Regions from separate parts of the Homo sapiens genome. Here region 1 is linked to region 2. Evidence: chromatin contacts called from ENCODE Hi-C or POLR2A ChIA-PET data. All regions are on one chromosome and are shown on one strand. The core of a region is the stretch at or near the end of the contact, and the rest is flanking DNA. Distances in the headings are between cores, read along the strand shown. Region 1 has its middle 8.5 kb from the start of TILAM. Region 2 holds the start of TMEM92-AS1 (TMEM92 antisense RNA 1).

What was found. A loop is a pair of places that touch in the nucleus more often than their neighbours do. ChIA-PET counts read pairs that join two places held with the same protein, here RNA polymerase II (POLR2A). Pooled maps may share reads with other maps.
Region 1: a pooled map shows a loop between it and region 2 (5-fold over the local background). The contact joins the enhancer-like site here to the promoter of TMEM92-AS1 in region 2. A Hi-C loop is called at or near these places in 10 of 168 maps with a recorded cell type or tissue (B cell, GM11168, GM13977 and 7 more) and 8 of 50 pooled maps. POLR2A ChIA-PET finds 5 or more read pairs at or near these places in 16 of 52 experiments (AG04449, AG04450, BJ and 11 more).

Annotation. Positions count from the first base shown.
Region 1 is chr17:50,220,181-50,226,222 of GRCh38, forward strand. No RefSeq gene overlaps it. Among named protein-coding and RNA genes, the nearest start is that of TILAM, 8.5 kb to the left of the region's middle. Within about 2 kb of position 2,496, at least 17 of the 41 ENCODE cell types and tissues checked have a DNase peak (open chromatin) inside an H3K27ac peak, as active enhancers do; they include ascending aorta and gastrocnemius medialis, where a contact is called at or near this core.
Region 2 is chr17:50,285,557-50,291,294 of GRCh38, forward strand. It overlaps TMEM92-AS1 (TMEM92 antisense RNA 1), which reads right to left and starts at 2,299. Exons shown (of 4, transcript NR_125805.1): 1 at 2,184-2,299.

The sequences.
Region 1 (6,042 bases), core at 1,246-3,745, 65 kb before region 2:
TTAGCTGAGCTGACCCTTGTCACAGCCTTCTGGTGGGTCACTAGCTCTTGCTCAAACAAAAGCAATGCTCTGCTCCATGTCCAACAGCTCTGTCCCAGCTGTTCTGCTCAAAGTCCAGTGAGGAAAATGCTAGTATCCCCATTTTATAGACGAGAACCCAGAAGCTCAGAGAGCTTCTCCCCAAAGCCACCCAGCTTGGAGGGGAGAGGCTAGGAGAGGACCCAGAAACTTTTTATGCTCCTTGCCCCAAAGACTCTTTCCCCCAGACTTGGATGTCTGCAAAAAGACCTAAAGGACAGTGTCCAGAATGCTCGGGTTTACTTAGGACTCAGGTCCAGACGCCTGCTTACATTGTCTCAATCTTTACAACGGTCTTCACAATGAGATACATGGGTCATTAGCTCTGCTTTACAGATGAGGAAACCGAGGTTCAGAGAGGTTAAGTCACTTGCCCTTGGTCGCATTGCAAATGAATGGCGACTTCTGCTTCAAACTGAGGTCTGGCAGCTAAGTGTGGGCTTTTAACTCTCCGCTGCAAAATGGCCATCAAATGGGGTTCTCCCTTAATATCTCTCCACCTGTGGATTCTCCCCGAGCGCCGTCTCCTTCCTCCTGCCTTGCAGTCTCTGCAAACTCCTGCCACAGCCTCCCAGCTCCTCTCCCTGCCCCTCCCTCCTAGGGCCCAAGTCTTTCTCCGAAAGGCAGCAGCCAGAGTGGTCTTGCCACCAGGTGCCTCATCCTTCCTCCCCGCTCTGCCTCCTGCGCCGTGGTCCCCTCCCACTGGGGAGGACCCGAGCTCCCCAGTCACCCCCAGGCCCTGCCGCTCAGGACTAGCTAACGTGCTCTCACTGCCTTCCGGCCTTCCAGCCACCTCCGTCCCCCAGCGCTCCCCTCCTGAGCCCCGAGGCCCCGGGCATCCTGCCCAGCGCAGACCCTGCCCTGCTCTGCTTGGAACAGGCCCCTCTCCACCTACCATCCCACCCCCCGCTCTCCCCTAGGCGTTTCTGGCTACACTTCTCTTCAAAAACTCCCTTGGGTCCCTGGCCGTCCCGCTCTGCTGCAGGGTCTCTCCCAGCGCCCCGCTCTGCCTGGCTGCCCACTCCCATCCCACCCTCCTGAGGATCCTCTCTGGGAGGACTGGGGTACAACTGTCAGGTTCATCCTGGCTCCTAGCACAGTGCCTGGCGCACAGAAGGAGCAGTGCAGTCGCGCTATGAGAGCTTGGCCTGCGGGCTCAGACTTCCAGTTCAAATCCCAGCCGCTCCTTCTCCCAGCGGTGTGACTGTGGACAAGTTACTTCCCTTTTCCGTGCCTGAGTTTCCTCATCTCTAAAATGGGGATCATAGATCTTGTTCATAAGATTGTGAGAACCTAAAGTAGGTAGAACAGTGCCTGGTGGAAGTAAGCATGTAGCATGTATTAGATCAATTATCATTCCTCAAGTAAAGTTGTTAGTTTACTTTCCTTTTCAGCCCACTTCCCTCTCCTGAGGGCCTCATGAGCCTCTGAAAGTCTGGCTCCACCCCTCCCCGCTCACTCGAGGGAGGTTTCAAAACCCAAGGGGTGGATTCTGTCTTCCACCACATCCCCCATACCAGAGAAGCTGTGCCATCTCCTAGCTCTAGCTCAGAAATTCTAAAACTCAAGAGAGTTCTGGAAAGAGCTGTGGACTTGGAGAGAAAAGCCCTATCTCCTGGTCCTGGTTCTGCCCGCCACATAGCTGTGTGACTTTGGACAGGTTGCTTTACGTCTCTGAGCCTTAATTTTTACTCTTGTGAAATGGGAATAATCCCAGCCTCACCTCCCCCATAGGGTTGTCCCAGTGCTTGATTGCATAATCTGGAGACAGGGTATTTTGTCAACCAAGGCAGGGTGAAGAAATGCAGGGCCTAGTAACCACAGGGTTGGAAGGGAAGACCAGGGCCAAGCCTGCAGGTGTCTCTGGTCAGGGATGTGCCAAGGGTGTGGCCACTGGGCTCCGGGCTGGGTAGCAAACTGTTAGGTGGCGCCGATTGGGAATAAGCCTGGGCCCAAGCTTTGTCCAAAGTCACTCAAAGACTTCTGCTTGGTCACTGTCTCCCTGCCACCCGCTCTTGCCACTTCTTCAAAAGCACCTTCAAGTGCTTCTCAGGCCCGCAGAACGCCCACTGGATCCTGATGCCCAGAGGCCCTGCCAAGTCTGACTGCCAGCCACAGCTCTCCCCACCCCTTTCCCACTCTCAACTCCAGCCCAGCTGAATTAGGAATTTCCTAATATTAGTCATGATTTTTTCAGTTGCAAGTGCCAACAGCCTAATTCAAAGTGGCTTAAACAGAAAATTAAAGCTATTTGGCTTATTTAACCAAAAAGGTAGGTACAATTGGATCTATCGGCTAAAATAAGATCAAGAAGACTCAGTTTCTCTACCTCTTCTTTTGCTTTTCTCTGAAATAGCTTTTCTTCTTGGACAGCTTGGCTCTGTGCGGTGGTCTCACCCAGCTGCCTCAGGCTTATTTTCTAAAAGCTAAGCAACCCCAGGAGAAAAACAGAAACTCTTTCACAATAGTTTCAAGAGGGAAAAAAAAAAATCCCAAGATTTGCCAGGCACGGTGGCTCATGCCTGTAATCCCAGCACTTTGGGAGGCTAAGGTGGGCAGATCACCTTACGTCAGGAGTTCGAAATCAGCCTGGCCAACATGGCGAAACCCTGTCTCTACTAAATATATAAAAATTAGCCGGGGGTGGTGGCAGGTGCCTGTAATCCCAGCTACTCGGGAGGCTAAGGCAGGAGAATTGCTTGAACCCAGGACATGGATGTTGCAGTGAGCCGAGACTGCACCACTGCATTCCAGCCTGGGTGACAGAGAGTCTGTCAAAAAAAAAAAAAAAAAAAATCTCAAGATTTGCCCGTATTGGATGGACTTAAGTCATGTGCCCGTCTCTAAACCAGTGACCATGGCTGGCGGATGAAATATGCTGGTTGACTTGGGCATGTGCCTACACCAGCAAGGCATTGACCAAGAGTGGGGGAAGGGCAGTTCCCCAAAATAAAATCTGGATGCTGTTTCTGGAAGAAGGAGAAACAAATGCTAAGGCAGGTAGAAACACTCAATGTCCAAAACATTCCCCCTTGGCTGCTAGCATATATACACACACGTACTTTTCCCATACACATAATTTTTATAAGCTTTTTGTTACCATTTTTTTCTTTTTATTTGGAAATAATTTCAAGTTTATAGAAAGGTTCCAAGAATAGTGCGAAGCAGTTTTGTTTCCTGAAGCATTTGATGGTAAATTGCCGACACGATATTCCATCACCCATGAATATTCTTATGTGTAAATCCTACAATAATGTTCACCTAAACAACCACAATGCAACCATAAAAATATAAACACTTTACTACAATTTATTTATGTTGTGCCATTTGTCCCAAATATCCTTTGTCACAAAAAGACCCAATCCAGTATCATACAGTGCATTTATCTTCAGTCTTTCCTTGCTGTTCATGACCTTGTAAATTTTGAGGATCACAGGTCATGATTTTGTAGAGTGTCTCTTGGTTTGGGTTTGTCTGATGTTTCCTAATGATTAGATTCAAGTTATGAACTTGAGGTAGGAATATCACAGAAGTGATGCCATGTTCTTCTCACTGCATCTTATCGGGTGGTGCATGATTTCAATTTGCCCCATTACTGATGATGTTAACTTCGATTGCTTGATTAAGGTGGCATCTACAAGGTCTATCCACTGTAAAGTTACTCTTTTCCCATTGTTTTCTGTGGGGAGGATCTCAAACTATATCAAGTCCCATTCCTTATCCAATCTGTACCCATTAGTTTAATTTAATTTTTTTTTTAAGACAGAGTCTCACTCTGTTGCCCAGGCTGAAGTGCAGTGGCATGATCTTGGCTCACTACAATCTCCACCTCCGGGGTCCAAGCGGTTCTCCTGCCTCAGCCTCCCAAGTAAAGTAGCTGAGATTACAGGCACATGCCACCACGCCCAGCTAATTTTTGTATTTTTAGTAGAGATGAGGTTTCACCATGTTGGCCAGGCTGGTCTCAAACTCCTGACTTCAAGTGATCTGCCCACCTTGGCCTCCTAAAGTGCTGGGATTACAGGCATGAGCCACCACACCCAGCCTGCACCCATTAATCTTAGAATCCATTGAGGGCTTTTGCCTGAAATATTTTTTTAAATTATATTTGTTGCTGTCTTAGTTTGAACTGCTGCAACAAAGTACCACAGACTGGGTGGGCTTATAAATAATAGACATTTACTTCTCATTGTTCTGGAGGTCATGGCGCCAGCACAGTCAGGTTCTGGTGAAGGCCTTTTTCCAGGTTGCAGATGGCTAACTTCTTGTTGCATCTTCACATAGCAGAAAGAGAGCTTGAGAGCTATCTGGGGTCTCTTTCATAAGGCACTAATCCCATTAATGAGAGCTCCACCCTCATGACCTAATGTATTAGTCCATTTTCTCACTGTTAATAAAGACATATGCAAGACTGGGTAATTTATAAAGAAGAAGAGTTTTAATGGACTCACAGTTTCACATGGCTGGGGAGGCCTCACAGTCACAGAGGAAGGTGAAGGAGGTGCAAGGCACGTCTTACATGGCAGCAGGCAAGTCAGCATATGCAGGGGAACTTTACCTTTATAAAACCACCAGATCTCATGAGATATGTTCACTATCATGAGAATAGCATGGGGAAAAACCTGCCCCCATGATTCAGTTACTTCCTACTGGGTCCCTCCCACAACACGTGGGGATTATGAGAACTACACTTCAAGATGAGATTTGGGTGGGGATACAGCCAAACCATATCATTCTGCCCCCGCCCCCTCCCAAATATCATGTCCTCACATTTCAAAACACAATCATGCCTTTCCAACAGTCCCCCAAAGTCTTAACTCATTTCAGCATTAACCCAAAAGTCCAAGTCCAAAGTCTCATCTGAGACAAGGCAAGTCCCTTCCGCCTATGAGCCTGTAAAATCAGAAGCAAGTTAGTTGCTTCCTAGATACAATGGAGATGCAGGCATTGGGTAAATACACCCATTCCAAAGGGGAGAAATTGGCCAAAACAAAGGGGATACAGGCCCCATCCAAGTCTGAAATATAATAGGGCAATCATTAAACCTTAAAGTTACAAAATTATCTCCTTTGACTCCATGTCTAACATCCAGCGCTTGCTGATGCAAGGGGTGGGCTCCCATGGCCTTGGGCCACTCCACCCCTGTAGCTTTGCAGGGTACAGCTACCCTTCCATCTGCCTTCATGGGCTGGCATTGAGTGCCTGCAGCTTTTCCAGGTGCATGGCGCAAGCTGTCAGTGGATCTACCATTCTGGGGTCTGGAGGTTGGTGGCCCTCTTCTCACAGCTCCACTAGGCAGTGTCCCAGTGGTGACTCTGGGTGTGGTCTCCAACCCCACATTTTCCTTCTGCACTGCCCTAGCAGAGGTTCTCCATGAGGACTTTGCCTCTGCAGCAAACTTTTGCCTGGACATCCAGGCATTTCCATACATCCTCTGAAATCTAGGCAGAGATTCCAAAACATCAATTCTCGACTTCTGTGCACCTGCAGGAAAAACACCATGTGGAAGCTGCCAAAGCTTGGGGCTTGCACCCTCTGAAGCCACAGCTATACCTTGGTCCCTTTTAGGCACAGCTGGAGCAGCTGAGACACAGGGCACCAAGTCCCTAGGCCGCACACAGCAGGACATCCTGGGCCCAACAAAACCATTTTTTCCTCCTCAGCCTCCAGGCCTGTGATGGGAGAGGCTGCCACAAAAGTCTCTGACATGCCCTGGAAACATTTTCCCCATTGTCTTGGTGATTAACATTCAGCTCCTTCTTACTTATGCAAATTTCTGGAGGAGGCTCGAATTTCCCCCAGAAAATGGGTTTTTATTTTCCATTGCTTCATCAGGCTGCAAACTTTCCAAACTTGTAAGCTCTGCTTCCTCTTCAATGGTTTGCCATTTAGTAATTTCTTCCACCAGATTCCCTAAATCATCTCTCTCAAGTTCAAAGTTCCACAGATCTCTAGGGTAGGGGC
Region 2 (5,738 bases), core at 1,049-3,548:
AGCCCAGGAGTTCAAGGTTGCAGTACACCATGACTGCACTTGTGAACAGCCACTGCTCTTTTAAAAAATAAAAACCCCTTGTCGGGGCACGGTGGCTCAGGCCTGTAATCCCAGCACTTTGGGAGGTCTAGGCGGGAGGGTAGCTTGAGCCCAGAAGTTCGAGACTAGCCTGGGCAACAAAGTGAAACCCCATCTCTACAAAAAATAAATAAAAATGAAATACCCCAAGAGTCTGAAAAGAGGGTTATGTGTTTCCTCAGGCTGCTGTAGCAAAGAACCACAGAGTGGGTGGCTTAAAAGAGCAGAAATTTATTATCTCTCAGTTCTGGAGGCCAGAAGTCTGAAATCCAAGCATGGCTAAGGTTGCCCTTGCCTATCTTCTGGCGGCTGTGGCCCTTAGCTTATGGCTGCCCTCCAGACTCTGCCTCTACAGCACAGAGCATTCCCTCCCTCCCTCCCTTCCTTCCTTCATTCCTTACTTCCTTCCTTCCTTCCCCTCCCTCCCTTCCCTTTCTTCCTCTCTCCCTTTCTCTCTCTCTTTTCTTTTTTCTTCCTTTCTTTCTTTTTTTCTTTCTTTGTCTTTCTTTCTCTTTGTTTCTTTTTCTTTCCTTCCTTCCTTCTTTCTTTTTTCAGAGACAGGGTCTCGCTCTGTCACCCAGGCTGGAGTACAGTGGGGTGATTATAGCTCACTGCAGCCTGGAACTCCTGGGCTTGAGCAATCCTCCTGCCTCAGCCTCCCGAAGCACTGGGATTACAGGTGCAAGCCATCATGCCTAGCCTATCATTTTCTTCTGTGTCTATGCGTGTCCCCCTTTTCTGTCTCTGATAAGAACACTCTTCGTTGGATTTGGACTTCACCCTAAACTAGAATGATCTCATCTCAAGATCCTTATCTTAATTACACTTGAAAAGACCCTTATTTCAAATAAGGTCACACTCGTAGGTTTTGGCTGAAGATACATAATTTAACCCACGAGGGAGGATATATTTCTAGGCATTTAATCTGGGTGGGATCCCTGAGGCAGGAGGACCTCAGAGGTCACCTGAAAAAGCATATCTCTAAGCATATTCCCTGAAAAACTAGTTCCAAGTGATTTTTTTTCTAGAGGATTTTTTTAAGGGTGGGGGGAGCATTCTGTGTTCAGATAAATTTGGAAAATGCTGCGTATACCTCCCACACTAGAAGATTCACAGTTCACCTTAGTGTATTAAAGGGCTGAGAATTCACGGTAAAGAAGCATTATGTATTTATGGAAAGCATCATTTCCCTAGTTTATTTCACCATAAAACCCCATTTTCTTTCTCATAATCTCCGTAGCATTTTCAGATCATATCAGCCTGTGGAAATTCAAGAGGAATGTTGATGTGAGCCAACCTTGTCTTACTTTAGCTGAGAAGATCAACATCCAGAAAAGGACAAATGACTTATCCAAGGTCACACTGCTGAGAGGGTCGGAAGTTGATTTAAAACTCAGCCTCCTCAAAATGATAGCGATGGAGACACATTAGTTGTTGATGGGGAGAGAGTGGGTATGGCTACACAGAGGTCTCACCAGAGAGATCTGTTTGGTGGGGGAGCAGTTCTGCATTTTACTTGAAGAGGTAGTAGTTACACAAATTTGCATGTGATAAAACAACACAGAATTAGGCACACACATTATACCCACGTCAGTTTCCTGGCTTTGATACTTTACATAAGATGTAACCCTTGGAGGGCCTGGCACGGTGGCTTACCCCTGTAATCCCAGCACTTTCGGAGGCTGAGGTGGGCAGATCACCTGAGGTCAGGAGTTTGAGACCAGCCTGGCCAACATAGTGAGACCCCGTCTCTACTAAACATACAAAAATTAGCCAGGAGTGGTGGCACGCACCTGTGCCAGCTACTCCAGAGGGTGAAGCAAGAGAATTGCTGAAACCCAGGAGGCGGAGTTTGCAGTGAGCTGAGATCACACCACTGCATTCTAGCCTCGGGGACAAGAATGAAACTCCATCTCAAAAAAAAAAAAAAAAAAAAGAGATGTAACCCTGTAACCCTTGGAGGTCAGGTGCCTCCTGCCTGTAATCCCAGTGCTTTCGGAGGCTGAAGCAGGAGGGTTGCTTGAGCCCAGGAGTTCAAGACAAGTCTGCGCAATATAGTGAAACCCCGTCTCTATAAAAAATTAGCCAGGCATGGTGGCACATACCTGTAGTCCCAGCTCAGGGGCTGGGACTATGGGACTACTTGGGAGGCTGAGGTGGGAGGATCGCTGAAGCTCAGGAGTTTGAGGTTGCAGTGAACTATGGTCATGCCACTGCACAGCAGCCTGGGCAACAGAGCAAGGACCTGTCTGGAAAAAAAAATTGAGAGAAATTTGGCAAAGAAAATTGGGACCACTTTGTACTATCTTTGCAACTTCCTGTGAATCTATAATAATTTCAAAATAAAAAGTATGAAAAACTGGTTTCCTGTCTCCAGGTTCCAGAGCTTTTAACACTGTCAAAGGTCATTAGATCAAATTTAGGTTTATGCTCTGCTATTCATATGCTTCTAGTACCCAATAAAAAGCACTGTTTATGGGCTGGGTGCAGTGGCTCATGCCTGTAATCCCAGCGCTTTGGGAGGTTGAGGCAGGCAGATTACCTAAGGCCAGGATTTTGAGACCGGCCTGGCCAACATGGTGAAACCCCATCTGTACTAAAAATAGAAAAATTAGCTAGGCATGGTGGCACACACCTGTAGCCCCAGCTACTTGGGAGGCTGAGGCAGAAGGATCACTTGAGCCTGGGAGGTCGAGACTGCAGTGAGCTGCGATCACTTTGGAGGCTCAAGAAGACAATTTTGTGTTTTGACACAGCAATAGCAGAACTTTCATCAACAATTAGATTCAGAACAGGTTATACTGCACACATTTTTGCCACATGCCCAGCCATCTGGCTTCTCTTGGAATTGTCTCCATCTGCCCCCACCCCCACCCTCATTCACATAATGACTGTGGAACTGGGGGCAGCCATTTGATCCTACTTCTCTGGCTACGGTTGACTGGTTCAGGGGTGGGCACTGATCCAATCTGGGCCAATCAGAGCCCTTCCCTGAGAATTTTCTATTTGGAGCTCAGGGAATCTGTCCGATCCTAGATTGCTCAGGTAGTAAAAGTGTGAGATGGAGATGGGGCCACTGGTGGCCATGTTAGCCCCTTATGTGAAAAAACCTGGTTGAGTGAGAAGGAATGAAGCCAACATTCAAAGGAAAGTAAAGACAGGAGACAGAGAGAAAGTCCTGTTAACCTTGCGATGCCTGTTTCTGTTTGTTTCTGAAATCCAGCTGCCTTACTATGGCCTAGCTACTCCTCCCTTCCTTGGCAACCAAAAAGCTAACACATCTCTCATTTGGGCTGGGGGGTGTTGTTTTGTTTTGTTTTGTCTTAGTTTTCATTGTTTCAGACAAGGTCTTTCTCTGTCACCCAGGCTGGAGTGCAGTGGTGTGAACACAGCTCACTGCAGCCTCGACCTCCCAGGCTCAAGTGAACCTCCTGCCTCAGCCTCAGCCTCCCCAGTAGCTGGGATGACAGACACATGCCATCAAGCCTGGCTAATTTTTAAAATTTTTTGTAGAGATGAGGTCTCACTACGTTGCTGACTGGCCTAGAACTCCTGGGCTCAAGCAATCCTCCTTCCTCACCTTCCCAAAGTGCTGGGATTACAGGTGTGAGCCACAGCACCCAGTGACATCTCTTATTTTGCTCAAGCTAGTTTGAGTTGGTTTATCATCACTTGCAATCCAAAGAGCCTAAAGTAGCCTATAGACCAACTCCCTCATTTTACAGATGAAGAAATGGATCCTGAGAAAGTCCATGACATCCCTAAGGCTGAGGTCAGTGAGTAGCTAGGCTAGAATTAAATTGCAAACATCTTGATGGGAACACTCATTTGTTTTTGCACAGCCGCTCCTCCTGCCACGCCATGTGACATTTCCAAAGCCTGCCAAGATTTCCAAAGTCCTCAGTTGGAGGGAAATGCACCTAAACCTCCTCTTATCCACAAAACAAAGGGGAAAGGATAAAAATAGAAGACCCCTGAAATATAACTGGAGATCTGGGACCTGGGGGATTGGCGCAGGAAGCTGAGAATGGAGAGAACAAAGTCAGAGTTGTTAGAGGTGAAAACTGAAAGGACCCTACACTCTATTTGTGGCTGAGCTCTCACACAAGGAAGACAGGATCAAAGGAGGTCTTCATCTCTTTGCAAAACTCTCATGCAGGATTCAGATTAAACTGAGCCAACAAATATCCTCCTAACCGAGGCTAAAAAGAGATCAGAGACCCACTCCAGTGTTGGCCACCTGTGAATCCCCAAAACTCCCAGCCTTCCGAGGTCACCCTTACCTTTAATATAAAGTTGGGTAGCTCAAGGGAGGATCCAGATGCTTTTCCTGCGTGGTTGCACAGCTCCTTGCCAGTCCCCTTGGCTCCTACAGCTGACATTCTCCTCCTATCCCCCCACCCCAGCCTAGACACAGCATTCTTCCTGCTCCACCCACCCCTGACAAGCACTGCTAATCAAGCTGCTGTGTGGATCTGACTTTTCCTGAAGTTTCAGGCTAACAGAGAGGGGCGTGATGGGCCCTGGCAGGTTTTCAGGAGTTTTAGTTCCTCCTGGGCCACGTAATATATGAGGCTAACAGAGTGAGCCTGAATCAGACTGGTCCTTGCTAAACAGATGACTCAACATCCTGGAAATGTGTAGCAAGATGGTGTCTGGAGCCAGCCAAGAACTTGTCCCCAGAACCACAGTGTTTGTTAGTTCCCAGTGGCTTGCTAGAGGCAGGTTTTACAACCCCATGAGGCACTTACGCTGGGGTTTCAGGAAGAAGTGGGTGAGGGGCAAGTGGCTTGGTGAGCCTCGCTTTGAACTACCTAAGACTTGCCAGATCTTCATCCAGGACAGGCAGAAGCTTTTGGCCCCCACTCCCAGGAACCCTCCTGGGGGAGCCCAGAGAGCCACAATCGCTGACATCATCCAGCCCGTTGCCCTCTAGTGTCCCCTGAACCTCCACAGCCAAATGGTATTTCATTAAGGATCCTGGGGCAGAGGGCAGCTTCTAGGCAGCTTCAAACCCCATCCTCTGCAGAACCTGCCGAGAAGGTAACATCTCAAAACACATACGTGGTGTGTGCTGCTTATCCCTGACCCCGCTCGGGTATCCTCACCTGATGCTTCCCTGGCCCTGCCTGTGGCTAGGGTTCCCATCCTCTCCTTATGTCCCCAAAACAACGCCAAACAGCCTGCAGCCCACTCTGAAGAGCAGTTTAATGCTTTTTATCTAAGACTTTCCATTTTTAGGAGGTCTGGCCTTCCATGAACAAACACGTTTATCAAGATGCTTTTTCTAACCCAAAGAGTAATTGGCTCTCTAAAAGCAATTCTGTTTGATTCTGGACCAACAATTGCAAATTCACAAACCCTAGCAAAAGATATTAAATAGTGAGAAATATTCTCCAAAACATGAACCTGATTCATACATATAATTACTGTAGTTCTCATATCCTAGAAAATCCAGGATGTACTGTTGCCAAATCTATTTTCCTTATATGTACCACTTACATTGAAATGGATCCCTTCCTTGACTTTTTTACCTGGAAAGCATCAGAGTTCTTCAGAGTAGCTTCTCAGAGTCTCAGTTATAGGACAAGCCCTGGGGAGTCTTTAAAATCCTAGGAATAAGCCATGATAACTAGAGGAGTTTAATTTCACGAATTTTT